Linked DNA regions of Homo sapiens: region 1 is linked to region 2. Evidence: chromatin contacts called from ENCODE Hi-C or POLR2A ChIA-PET data. All regions are on one chromosome and are shown on one strand. Each heading gives the region's core, a stretch centred on a gene start or an enhancer-like site at or near the end of the contact. The rest is flanking DNA. Distances are from core to core; before and after follow the strand shown.

Region 1 (6,867 bases), core at 3,662-6,161, 1.2 Mb after region 2:
CAACCTCTGCCTCCCAGGTTCAAGTGATTCTGCTGCCTCAGCCTCCCAAGTAGCTGGGATTATAGATGTGTGCCACCAGGCCCGGCTAATTTTTGCATTTTTAGTAGAGACGGGGTTTCACCATGTTGGCCAGGCTGGTCTCAAACTCCCGACCTCAGGTGATCCGCCCGCCTTGGCCTCCCAAAGTGCTGGGATTACAGGCGTGAGCCACCACACCCAGCTGAAATTGGCTTTTTGAAGAGGGTAGAGCATTACTGTCTGGACCGCATGTGGGTGACTCTATAATGCCAGCTTGGCCAATGAGAATTCCGTTCTTAGTGACAAGAGTAACTTTGCTGGGTGGCTCTACACAACTGTATGCAGAGGGGAGCCCCTCTAAAGAGCTAAAGATCAGCTCGTTATTTAAACTTCCAGTTTCTGTGAAGCCAAGTTGGAATTTAAAGCATGGTGTGTCTGTGTCCAGAGTCCCCAGGGGGAGCCTCCTAGTGAGCCTCACTGGACCTTTGTTTTTGTGAAAAGAAAATCACTTAATTGCTGTGGAGTCACATTTTCCTGGTGACTTTGCTGCAGGGCATGACGATTTCATTGTCCCTTGGTGGAGGAGGAAGTAGAGAGACAAAGGATGGGGTGAGGTGCCCAGGGGCTCCTGAGTCACCAGGGGAGGCAGGGAACACAGGGTCCCCCTGGAAGCTTCTGGGCCTCCCCTCTCAGGTGTGGGGGCCCCTCTTGTGTGGCTGCAGGAGTGAGGCTAGGGCAGGTGGCCCCTCTCATCAAGGTACTCTGACAGTGGCCGGGCACTGGCGGGCCTGGGGTTTTGGGTTATCCAGAGCGGGCATGCTAGCACCTGCTTTCACGGATGGAGACTGGCTTTAGGGGAAGGCTGGGGGTCAGGACCAGCTGACATGTGGCCACCAGTGAAGTGACCTGGGGCAAGCTTCTGGGCCTCTGTGCACTCCATTTCCTCAGCTCTAAGGGCCTTGGCTTTGTGTGTGGAGCATTCAGATATAAATCCTTAGTGGTTTTCTGGGGGCAAAGAGAAGCTCCCAGATGCCCTCCCTCCGATCCTGCCGTGTAACCTGGTTGCGCTCTTCCCAGGCATCTGGGTTCCTCCCTCCCTCCCTCCTTCCCTCCTTCCTTCCTTCCTTCCTTCCTTCCTTCCTTCCTTCCATGGAGTCTCGCCCTGTGGCTTAGGCTGGAGTGCAATGGCATGATCTTGGCTCGCTGCAATCTCGCTTCCCGGGCTCAAGTGGTTCTCCTGCCTCAGCCTCCCGAGTAGCTGGGATTACAGGCACGCACCACCACACCCAGCTAATTTTTATATTTTTAGTAGAGACAGGGTTTGGCCATGTTGTCCAGTCTGGTCTCCAACTCCTGACCTCAGGCGATCTGCCCACCTCGGCCTCCCAAAGTGCTGGGATTATAGGCGTGAGTCACCACGCTGGCCTTTCTGGGTAATTTCTGACAACCAAACAACTCTATCCTGCGTTTGCTAGAATTTTCCAGAAAATCCAGGGAGGGAGAAAGCCTTCTCTTTGGTGTTGCATAGACTTGCCCTCAGGATCCTCAGAACCTGTATCCACTACTCCTCAGCGGGAGAGCTGGAGGTGGGAGACCCAACCCTTCCTTCTACAAAGAAGGGAGCGGCCTGTGCAGTTTGCAGGGCAGAAACCCTGGAGACACTGTGTCTTAAGGCTACATAAGAATCTCCTCTGCTCGGGCCCTGCGATCTGCAGCCTCAAGTATTCACCTCCAATTCCAGCCCTCCTGCTGGGGTGCAAGGCTTCTAGGCACCCGCCGGCTGCTCCTCTCCCCATACCCCTGGACTGGAAGAGTCCTGGGGGCCCTGCATGGCAGGAATGTCCTGGCTGTGGGTGCGGAAGAAGAGGAGACAGATCTCAGGAGCCCCCCTCACCGTTGGGATAGAAGCCCTTCAGCCATCCTCTACCCCAGGGCCATTCTACCACCCCTGAACGCCTTGGGGTCCAGGGTTTAGAAATCAGCAGGGCTAAGAGGTGCCCCCGTAGTGTTTGTGGAAAGGAAGGAAAGGGCACGTTCGGTACAGACCTGCCACAGGCAGATTTGTGAAGCTCCTGGGCGGCCCCTTCTCGCCTGATCCCCCACCGCAGCTTGCCCGTGTCTGGAGGCTGCCTGCCCAGCACCCAAAGGCCTCCAGTCCCTACCTGCCCTGCCTCACACCTGGGCAATGCCCCCCACTCCTCCCACTCCATCTTACCCAATTTCTTCCCTTGGGGATTCCCCAGATGACTATCGAGGTAAGGGGCTGGGCCTGAGTAGCACGCCTCTGTCTTACTCCTTTATTTACTCACTGCTTTGTCTATTTGAATTACCATGATTGACTTTTTGTTTTTTGAAACAGGGTCTCACTCTGTTGCCCAGGCTGGACTGCAGTGATTCAATCACTCCTCACTGCAACCAGCCTCACCCTCCTGAGTTGCTGGGACTACAGGCACACCCCACTACCCATGGCTAATATTTATTTATATATATATTTATTTATTTGGTAGATACAGGGTCTCGCTATGTTGCTCAAGCTGATCTCGAACTCCTGGGCTCAAGTGATCCTCCTGTCTTGGCCTCCCAAAGTGCTGGGATTACAGGTGTGAGCCACCACACCTGATCTCATTCTGTTTTAGAGACTTCTTGGTGGTCCATTATATCAGATGGGTCCCTAGTTGACAAACATTGAAATGGCTTCCTGTCTTTTGTAATTACAAACCATTCTGCCACAAAATATGGTGTTTGTAGCACATGAGCCAGTATAGCAGAAGAATACATTTCTGGAAGTTCAATGGCTCACACCTGTAATCCCAGCACTAGGGAGGCCAAGGCAGAAGGATGGCTTGAGCCCAGGAGTTGGAAACTAGCTTAGGCACCATAGGGACGCCCTGTCTGTACAAATAATAATAATAATAAATTAGACCGGGCGAGGTGGCTCACGCCTGTAATCCCAGCACTTTGGGAGGCCGAGGTGGGTGGATCACTTGAGGTCAGGAGCTCAAGACCAGCCTGGCTAACATGGTGAAACCCCATCTTTACTAAAAATACAAAAATTAGCCAGGCATGATGGCGGGCACCTATAATCCCAGCTACTCGAGAGGCTGAGGCAGGAGAATAGCTGGAACCCGGAGGCGGAGGTTGCAGTGAGCCAAGATTGTACCACTGCACCCTAGCCTGGGCAACAGCGAGATTCAGTCTCAAAAAAAAAAAAAAAATAATAATAATAAATAAATAAATAAATAAATAAAATTTAACCAGGCATGGTGGTGTGTGCCTGCAGTCCCAGCTACCTGGGAGGCTAAGGTAGGAAGGTCCCTTGAGCACAGGAGTTTGAGGCTGCAGCGGGCCATGTAACGCCATTGCACTGCAGCCTGGGTGACAGAGTGCGACCCTGTCTCGAAGGAAACAATACAGCTTTTTTAGAATTTGTCTAGGAGGTTTTCTGGTTTTCACCAGAACCAACCCTTGCCTGCAAATGTTTGATAGATACTCTAAAATTACTCTCTAGTGAGGCTGTACCAATCAACACCTCATCTCAGCAGTGCGTTGATGCTCCTGTTTCCCCAAGGACTGCCAATGCTGTATTAGGAGTTTTCTTTATACACTGAACTAATTGGTGTAAAAGATATTCCTGTGCAAGTGAGGTTGAGCTTTCTTCCTCACGCTTATGAGCTATTTGTTGATGCTCTTCTGTGAACCTATAGACGAGCATTTGACCAGGCCTCCTCACCTTTAATGCTGCAGATGTTTAACTTGGGGAAATTCTAGTATCTGACACTTGAACTACGTAAGGGGAAATTCTAGTATCTGACACTTGAACTACATAAACAGGTCTCACTGTTACAATAATTGTCCCCATGCTTGATGGGTTTTTTTTTCTCTTTTTCTTTTTTTTTTTTTTTTTTGAGACAGAGTCTCACTCTGTTGCCAGGCTGGAGTGCAGTGGCGTGATCTCGGCTCACTGCAACCTCTGCCTCCTGGGTTCAAGCAATTCTCCTGCCTCTGCCTCCCGAGTAGCTGGGACTACAGGCGTGCGCCACCACGCCCAGCTGATTTTTTTGTATTTTTTGTAGAGATGGGGTTTCACCATGTTGGCCAGGATGGCCTCAATCTCTTGACCTCGTGATCTGCCCGCCTCAGCCTCCCAAAGTGCTGGGATTACAAGCATGAGCCATCGCACCCGGCCTATTTTTAAGAATATGGGTTTATTACTTTAAAATGTATTTTTATCATTTATTACCATTTGTTTATTTATTTTCTTTTTTTTTTTTTTTTTTCTGAGACGGAATTTCATTCCTGTTGCCCAGGCTGGAGTGCAATGGCACAATCTCGGTTCATTGCAACCTTGCCTCCCGGGTTCAAGCAATTCTCCTGCCTCAGCCTCCCGAGTATCTGGATGCCTGCCACCACACCCAGCTAATTTTTTTGTATTTTTAGGAGAGATGGGGTTTCACCATGTTGGCCAGGCTCGTCTCAAACTCTTGACCTCAGGTGATCCACCCACCTCAACCTCCCAAAGTGCAGGGATTATAGGCATGAGCCACTGTGCCCAGCCTATTTGTTACCTTTTTAACCGTTTTTTTTTTTCTTTAGACAGAGTCTCACTCTGTCGCCCAGGCTGGAGTGCAGTGGCACCATCTCAACTCACTGCAACCTCCACCTCCCTGATTCAAGTGATTCTCCTGCCTCAGCCTCCCAAGTAGCTGGGACTACACACCCTGGTAATTTTTGTATTTTAAGTAGAGACGGGTTTTCACCATGTTGGCCAGGCTGGTCTCAAATTCCTGATCTCAAGTGATCCACCTACCTCTGCCTCCTAAAGTGCTGGGTTTACAGGCATGAGCCACCACGCCCGGCCAACCATTTTTAAGTGTACAGTTCAGTGGCGTTAAGTACGTTCACACTGCTGTTACAACCGTCACCACCCTCCACCCACAGGACTTTTTCCATTTTGAAGAACTGAAACTGTATTCATTAAACAGTGACTCCTCCTTTCCTCCTCCCCCAGGCCCTGGCAACTACCTTTCTACTTTCTCTCTGTATGAATTAGGCTATTTTACGTACCTCCTATGAATGAAATCATATAGTGTTTGACCTTTTCTGCCTGGCTTATTTTACTCAGCATGATGTCTTCAATGTCTTACAGCATGTCAGAATTCCCTTCCTTTTAAGGCTGACTAGTGCCGCATCGTATGGACACACCACATTCTATGTATCCACTCAGCTATTGATGGATGCTTGGGTCGCTCCCACCTTTTGGTTATTTTTGTTTGTTTGTTTTTGAGATGGAGTTTGTGACCTCCACCTCCTGGGTTTAAGCAATTCTCCTGCCTCAGCCTCCCGAGTAGCTGGAACTACAGGTGTGTGCCACCACACCCGGCTAATTTTTGTATTTTTAGTAGAGATGAGGTTTCACCATGTGGGCCAGGCTGTTCTCAAACTCCTGACCTCAAGTGATCTGCCCACCTTGGCCTCCCAACATGCTGGGATTACAGGTGTGAGCCACTGAGCCCAGCCTTGGCTATTGTTAATAATGCCGCTATGTTTATTTTTATTAGTTATTTATTATTTATTTTGTTATGATTTACTATTTTATTTTCAGTTTCTCTTATTTCCTTTTTTTTTTCTTCTTCTTTTTTCTTTTTTTTGAGACAGAGTCTCCCTCTGTCACCCATGCTGGAATGCAGGGGCCCAATCTCAGTCCACTGCAACCTCCACCTCCCAGGTTCAAGCAATTCTCGTGCCTCAGCCTCCGAAGTAGCTGGGATTACAGGCGCCCACCAGCACGCCAGGCTAGTTTCTGTATTTTTAGTGAGATGTGGTTTCACCATGTCGACCAGGATGATCTTGATCTCTTGACCTCATGATCCACCCGCCTCGGCCTTCCAAAGTGCTGGGGTTACAGACATGAGCCACCCCGCCCAACCGTAGTTTCTTTTATTTTCTATTTGCAAAAGTAATATGTTTTTAACAAATTAAAACATAGCATTACATAAATTCATGGAAATTGCAGGTCTCCATTCTTGTATCCATGAAGATAATAGCCAGTGTCAACAGTTTGGTTTCTTTTCTTTTAGGATTCTTATTTAGGTATATACTGACATAATTTTTTAAGTGGGGTTATATGCTTTACATGCCTAAATGCTTTATTTTGAACCAATTTCAAGTTTCCAGAAAATATGAAAGACAATGAAAAGAATTCTCAGCCAGGTGCGGTGGCTTGCGCCTGCAATCCCAGCGCTTTGGGAGGCCAGGGCAGGTGGATCACTTGAGGTTGTGAGTTCCAGACCAGCCTGACCAACATGAAGAAACCCCGCCTCTACTAAAAATACAAAATTAGCCAGTCATGGTGGTGCATGCCTGTAATCCCAGCTACTCGGGAGGCTGAGGCAGGAGAATTGCTTGAACCCGGGAGGTGGAGGTTGCAGTGAGCCGAGATCACACCATTGCACTCAAGCTTGGGCAACAAGAGTGAAACTCAGTCTCAAAAAAAGAAAGAAAAAAAAGAAAAGAATTCTCATACTTTTCATATACTTTTACCACATCTGCTTTCTCTCTGTTTTTGTCTCTGCTTCTGTCTTTTCTGTCTCTCTTTCTGAACTCTGAACTTCTTCAACAGTAAGTTACAGACATGATATTCCTTTACCTCTAAAAACTTTAGGGTGTATTTCTTAAAAATAAGGACATCCTCTTATATAACTTTAGTATGATGATCAAAATCAGGAATGCAATACTGGTACTCGGTCTACAGATTTCACTTGGATATCACCGCTTGTCTCAATAGTGTGCTTTCTAAGCTGGGGACAGTGGCACATTTCTGTAGTCTCAGCTACTCAGAAGGCTGAGGTG
Region 2 (6,203 bases), core at 2,564-5,063:
ATGCCAGCATTCAAAAAGTTTCAAATTTTGGAGCATTTCAGATTAGGGATGCTCAACCCATATATGAAAAGCCTTTCATTTCACTTCCGTTACCTCAATGAAGCCCATTCCTGTCCTCCTTTCCTATCAATCTTTTTCAGACTTTCTTCACATTACACTTCCAGCTGTATACACTTATTATCTCACAAATAGAAAATGGTGAAGGATCCAAAAATCAACCACAATTGGCCTTGGAGGAAACCTATATTTAATGTTCTAGGAAATCCTGTGAAAGTCAAAAGGATCTCTCCAGTTTCCCCATCACAATTATCTGCTTAATTCCTCTCCATTCTACTCTTGAAATATGGTTTATCTCTTAGACTAATATAAAGCAGAGTTACATTAAATCTCCCTTGGAGCAGTTAGGGCAGTTAAGCATTTAGGTTTCAAAGGAATGCAGCCAGTAAGCAAAATTAACATCAAAAGAGAAAGCCAGATGTCAAAATACTGAGTAAAATGGTGCTGTCAATAATGAAATCAGCACTGCAATATGGAGAATCCCCATGCCAATAACCTCAAGGTAAATTTGAAAATACATGTTTCAGATACAAACTTTCTCATCCCTCATCTGTGACCTATATTTTTTCCTCCCACCCACTACATCCTCTTTTATTAAAAGTAACACAAAGGGAAAACGATTTTGAAATCAAAGTGAGACTTATACACCCCAGCTGCAACTTCAACAAGATATCATCATGACTAAGCTCATATGACTCATAACTTTCCTAAATTATGCAATTCATAACAGTTCAATTGAAATCATTTTTGGTGACCCATAGAGGACTCTAAAAACCAGGCTTCATTTTATTAGGTATTTTTTGCCTTTCAGAAAAATGTTGTCATATGCCTAATCGATATTGAGTACTGCAATATAGTAGTATTTGTAGGACAATAAACATAAAAAATAAATAATAAAGCATGTTTTTCAACTATGAAACTATTTGCTAGTCTTGACCAACTCAATCTAATGGTAAGGTTAAGTAACAAATTATATTGTAAGCTGTCAAACAAACTGAAAAAAAAAGTCATTCTTCAAAAGAAAAATACCCACAAGGCCTATGTTCATCATTGACAACTGACAGCATCTTCCTGAGACTCATTTTCCTCCTCCTTTATTTGAAAACTAGACTTGATCTCTAAGATTCATTTGGTGATAACACTTGCTATAACGTACTCTAGCACTCTCCTCTATGCTGTTTTAGAAGTGTCCTAAATGAATGTCTATTTCCCTATGCTATAACCATTTGAAGATGGATATCGTCTGATCTTTGTATTTCCAATGCCACGTATAATACTTGTGTGTCCTTCAAATATTTCGTTTAAAAAAAAAAAAAGAGGCCGGGCCTGGTGGCTCAAGCCTTTAATCCCAGCACTTTGGGAGGCCGAGGTGTGCTGATCACCTGAGGTCAGGAGTTCGAGACCAGCCTGAATAACATGGAGAAACCCCATCTCTACTAAAAATACAAAAAATTAGCCGGACGTGGTGGCACATGCCTGTAATCCCAGCTACTTGGGAGGCTGAGGCAGGAGAATTGCTTGAACCCGGGAGGCGGAGGTTGTGGTGAGCTGAGATGACGCCATTGCACTCCAGCCTGGGCAACAAGAGCAAAACACTGCCTCAAAAAAAAAAAAAAAGAAAGAAAAAGAAAAGAAAAGAAAAAAGAAAAGTCTATGCATTCTTCTGGCACAGGTGGTCTGCATTTTGCAAATAAAAAACAAACACATGGGCCAGGAGCGGTGGTTCATGCCTGTAATCCCAGCACTTAGGGAGGCCCAGGTGGGCGGATCACGAGGTCAAGAGTTCTAGACCAGCCTGGCCAACATGGTGAAACCCCGTCTCTACTAGGAATACAAAAATTAGCTGGGCGTGGTGGCACATGCCTGTAATCCCAGCTACTCAGGAGGCTAAGGCAGGTGAACTGCTTGAACCCCGGGAGGCGGAGGTTGCAGTGAGCTGAGATCGCGCCACTGCACTCCAGCCTGGGCAACAGAGCAAGACTCTGTCTTGGAAAAAAAAAATGGTCTAAAAAACCTTACGATCTGCAAATGTTATGAATTGATCTAGAAAGTAATGTTTCTCTTTAAACTGTATGCTTCCTTGGGACTCATGCTTATTTTTACCTACGAACAACAGATTAATAACATAAGTGAAACAGTTGTGTCAGGGTGGTGCAAATATAATTTTAATATCTCAAAATACATATTTATTCTTTTTACTAACATTTATCCTTAAAATGAAGACCCTTACCCTATCCCTCCATCCTAACCACAATCCTACCTCAAAATGTCCTTCAATTTGTACTGACTTACCACTTCTCAGCACTTCCTAACAAGATCCCTTGCCTTTCATTAGTCACTTGTAATCCATTTCAATCGGAAAGAATCATAAGACAGCTGTTCAAGTGATAACACTCTCAACACCTTTAGTATCCATACCAATCCATTACAATTTCTGTCCACTAAATATAAAGAAAAAAAATACTACACATGGTATCATGGTGAAATTTGGGAACCAGTACAACCATGCAAGCCTACAATTTCACACACTGGGAAAACATTATTTCACACTTTATTACTAATTAAAGTATCTTACACGTCAATTTTTGAAAGATAAAAGGATTTTAAAATACACTAAAAGTTCACGCAAACTTACTTCCACCAAAGTTCAGATCCCTTAATGCATCTCCATCCTTAAAATCCAATCTCTCTGGAAAATCTAATGAAATAGGAACCCTCTACTTTCTAGCCTCTAAATTCATCAAACTCGTCACTCTTGATAATTTCTTTGTTTAAAAGTGCAAGGAAAGCATTCATAGTGGCAGCATCACGAGTTGGCTTACCAGGTTTCCGCCTCCCCCCATCTCCCAAGCACCTCCAATAAGCTACAATTGAAATAACCAAGAACGTGCTTAGGATGTTCGCAAAAACACAACTCTTAAGACTCCAACTCCAGTCTCCGCCTCCCAACGAGATTACTGCATAAGTACCTCCTACAGCAGAAATTCTAGTTCCCTCCTTCGAGGACCAGGAAGAATTCTGGAGCTTTGGGCCCTTCCTTTCTGGCTCTGGTAGGAACACACAACACTAGATTTGTTCCCTACTAAGGCAAGAACCCTGACCACATCTCCCTCTCCAAACAAGATCCAGCCACCCTACTCCTTACCGCTTTCCCAACACCCTCCCCGAACACAAAGCTAGGGAGCAAACCCCTCTCAGGCGCTCAGTCACTACATGGAGCCCGTCCAGTAGCCCTTTCCCACTCAGAGACAGGCCCATCTCCTTTATTCTTTCCCCAAACTCCGAGAGCCACACCCCCTTCTACACTGAAAACTTAGGGACGCGCCACCATCGCCAATACCCCGCCCCCAAACACCTGATAGACCCAGCTCCCCTGCTCTTCCCTCAAACGAGCGCTCCAGGCGCCGGCCTAAGCCAACTCCCCTGGGTCTTTACCGAGTCTCTGGTGGGGGCCGAAGCCCGGGTCATCCGGAGGTCGCGGCGCCAGCACGAAAGGAACCACGCTGGTCAGGAATAGGAGAGACTGCCTCATGTTCCCGGCCCCGCTACCGACTCCACCTCTCTGGGCAGCCTTCGCCTGACGGGGTTTCGGAAAACTGCTCACATCGGGGGAGGACGGGATCCGCCCGGCCTAGCCCCTCAATCCTCTTTTCCCTCCCGCGCCGCCTACTGGGAAGATTCTACCGCCAGGCTCGACGCCCCCAGAAGTGCAGGTGGCGTTACCAAAGGCCGGCTCAGCCAGCTTCCGGCCGCCGCTGTCCCCCGCACCACCCACAGCCGGAAGCCGGCTGCCGCGCGGCATCCCGGGAGGCTCCGCTTGCCCCGCCCCACGCCGGTGCGCCGCGGGCCTCTGGTCCGCTGCCGTGTTCGGCCCCGCCCGTCACGTCTAGCTGGGGCTCGCCCGGCGCCTTCCTGGACGCAGACGTATGAGTCCCAACTCCACCCAGTCCGGCCTGGCCTCTGTCCCCGGGTGACCGCGGAATGGGGGGGCGGGAGCTAGCGAGCAGGCCCTCAAGCGCGTCTGGCCGCCTCCTTTGTCTTGATGCCCACGTCTGGTTAGGACCCCTGCTGTCCATTTTATTAAAGGAGCTGTAGAAAGCGGCCTGGGGCCCAGCGACCTGCCCAGGGCGGACGAGGAGGCGCGACTGGCCCGATGCCGCAGGCTCTCTGCCCAGTGTGCTCAGGTGGGAGGGCGGGGACATGAATCGAGCCACAGAGTGCCCTGGGCACGGACCCCCCGCCCCCCCCGGCCCCGGGCCCCGAGCCCCGAGCCCCGAGCCCGGCCACCGAAGCCCGTGCCACTCGCCAGCTCCTGCGAGACGAGCCTTTCGAGCGCAGCTCAGGCATTTGGTTCAGGGTCCTACTGCCGGAGTCGTCTGAGGCCTCCATCCGTCTGTCGTCACGAAAAAGGTTTTGGGGGGACTAATAAGCACTTCCTGAATGCACATTTGCTCCACGCCCCTGCTGTAGGGAGAGGGTCTGCAGACACTTCAACAAATAGAATCCTAGGACCTTACCTGTGAGTACAAGAGCTGGAATCTTCCCACCAACTTCTTAAAATTCAATCCTATACTTGGTCCATTTAGCTTAGACTGGAAATTTCCCAAGGCAGTTTGTTTTGCAATCTTTTGCATGATTTTAGCTCTGTATAGTTTAGTGAATGTTTATGGTACTGAATAAAACAGTCTAAAAACGTTGGGTACATGTTGCTGTTTTATTTAGTTCAACCAAAGTTTATAAAAGTAGGACATAATACGTTTTCCACTTAAGAGTGAGACAGCCTTTATTATGAAACGGTAAATTGTTAGGAATACTAGTCCTATTCAAGTTTCAAGGCTTATTCCTAATAAAATACTCAAACTGTGGTTAAAATTTATGTTAATGGTGGTTTGCCGCAGTAAAATATCAGCGTCTTTTTCAACAATACATTGTTGGCTAAAATTAACCGGACCTGGTCTGTACATCTGAAGTATAAAATATCTTTATTAAACATACCCATTAGTGGCATACCTAGTCAAAAAGTAAGCAGAATTTCACATGCAAATTGTATACAATCTGTAAAAATTGTATTCCATAAGAATGTGACAGTTGAGTACGGTTTTTGGGGGGCTTTTTTGGTGTACCATAATAATGTCATCTGGTTTCTTTTCTGAACATCCAGTCACCATAATGTCCGGCTTGTAACTTTAGTAGATCGTAGATTGTATTATTTTGGTATCCCCAACAGCTCTTGTACAGTGCCTTGCTCATAGAAGGTACTTAGCTGTTTAGTAAATGCCGTTTAAAAAAAAAATCCCGATCCATTTTCTTTTCTTTTTTTTGGGGGGGGGTGGTGGGGGAAAGAGTTTCGCTCTTATTGCCCAGGCTGGAGTGCAATGGCGTGATCTTGGCCCACTACAACCGACTGAACACCTCCTAGGTTTAAGCGATTCTCCTGTCTCAGCCTCCCAAGTAACTGGGATTACAGGCGCCCGCCACCACGCCCAGCTAATTTTTGTATTTTTAGTAGAGATGGCATTTCACCACGTTGGCCAGGCTGGTCTCAAACTCCTGACCTTAGGTGATCCACCCGCCTCGGCCTCCCAAAGTGCCAGGATTATAAGCGTGAGCCACCGCGCCTGGCCTGAATAACCAGAAGTCCTAGATTTCCAGGGACATTCCAAATTTCAAGTAATCTTTTCAATTCACAAATCAGGACCCAAATTATTCCAATTTGCAGTTCATCTTTCATTTATCAATTGTGCATACTTTTAAGATAAAAGAGCACCACGTGGGGGAGATAAAGAGCCAAAGGAATATGGTAAGAGGGGCACTGGATAGATTAATTAGTTTATCTTTTTTTTTTTTTTTTTTTTTTTTTGAGACGGAGTCTTGCTCTGTTGCCAGGCTGGAGTGCAGTGGCATGATCTTGGCTCACTGCAGCTTCTGCCTCCCAGGTTCAAGGGATTCTCCTGCCTCAGCCTCCCAAGTAGGTGGGACTACAGTTGTGCGCCACCATGCCCAGCTAATTTTTGTATTTTCAGTAGAGACAGGGTTTCACCATGTTGGCCAGACTGGTCTGGATCTCCTGACCTCGTGATCTGCCCGCCTTGGCCTCCAAAGTGCTGGGATTACAGGCATGAGCCACCGCGCCCGGCTCTTTTATC

The links. Hi-C counts contacts between places; a loop is a spot of excess contacts on that map. ChIA-PET counts read pairs that join two places held with the same protein, here RNA polymerase II (POLR2A). Pooled maps may share reads with other maps.
Region 1: a loop to region 2 is called in a map of B cell, with 5 times the contacts of the local background. The contact joins the enhancer-like site here to the promoter of ADAM17 in region 2. A Hi-C loop is called at or near these places in 1 of 168 maps with a recorded cell type or tissue (B cell) and 2 of 50 pooled maps. POLR2A ChIA-PET finds 5 or more read pairs at or near these places in 1 of 52 experiments (HEK293).

Annotation. Positions count from the first base shown.
Region 1 is chr2:10,740,765-10,747,631 of GRCh38, forward strand. All of the region lies in intron 3 of ATP6V1C2 (ATPase H+ transporting V1 subunit C2), which reads left to right. It also overlaps the pseudogene RNU7-138P. Among named protein-coding and RNA genes, the nearest start is that of ATP6V1C2, 23 kb to the left of the region's middle. RefSeq lists an enhancer at 4,744-4,803. Within about 2 kb of position 4,912, at least 5 of the 41 ENCODE cell types and tissues checked have a DNase peak (open chromatin) inside an H3K27ac peak, as active enhancers do; they include B cell, where a contact is called at or near this core.
Region 2 is chr2:9,552,017-9,558,219 of GRCh38, forward strand. ADAM17 (ADAM metallopeptidase domain 17) reads right to left here and starts at 3,814. Exons shown (of 19, transcript NM_003183.6): 1 at 3,493-3,814. The coding sequence starts at 3,589. RefSeq lists silencers at 2,824-3,118, 3,733-4,022, 4,253-4,472, 4,444-4,738.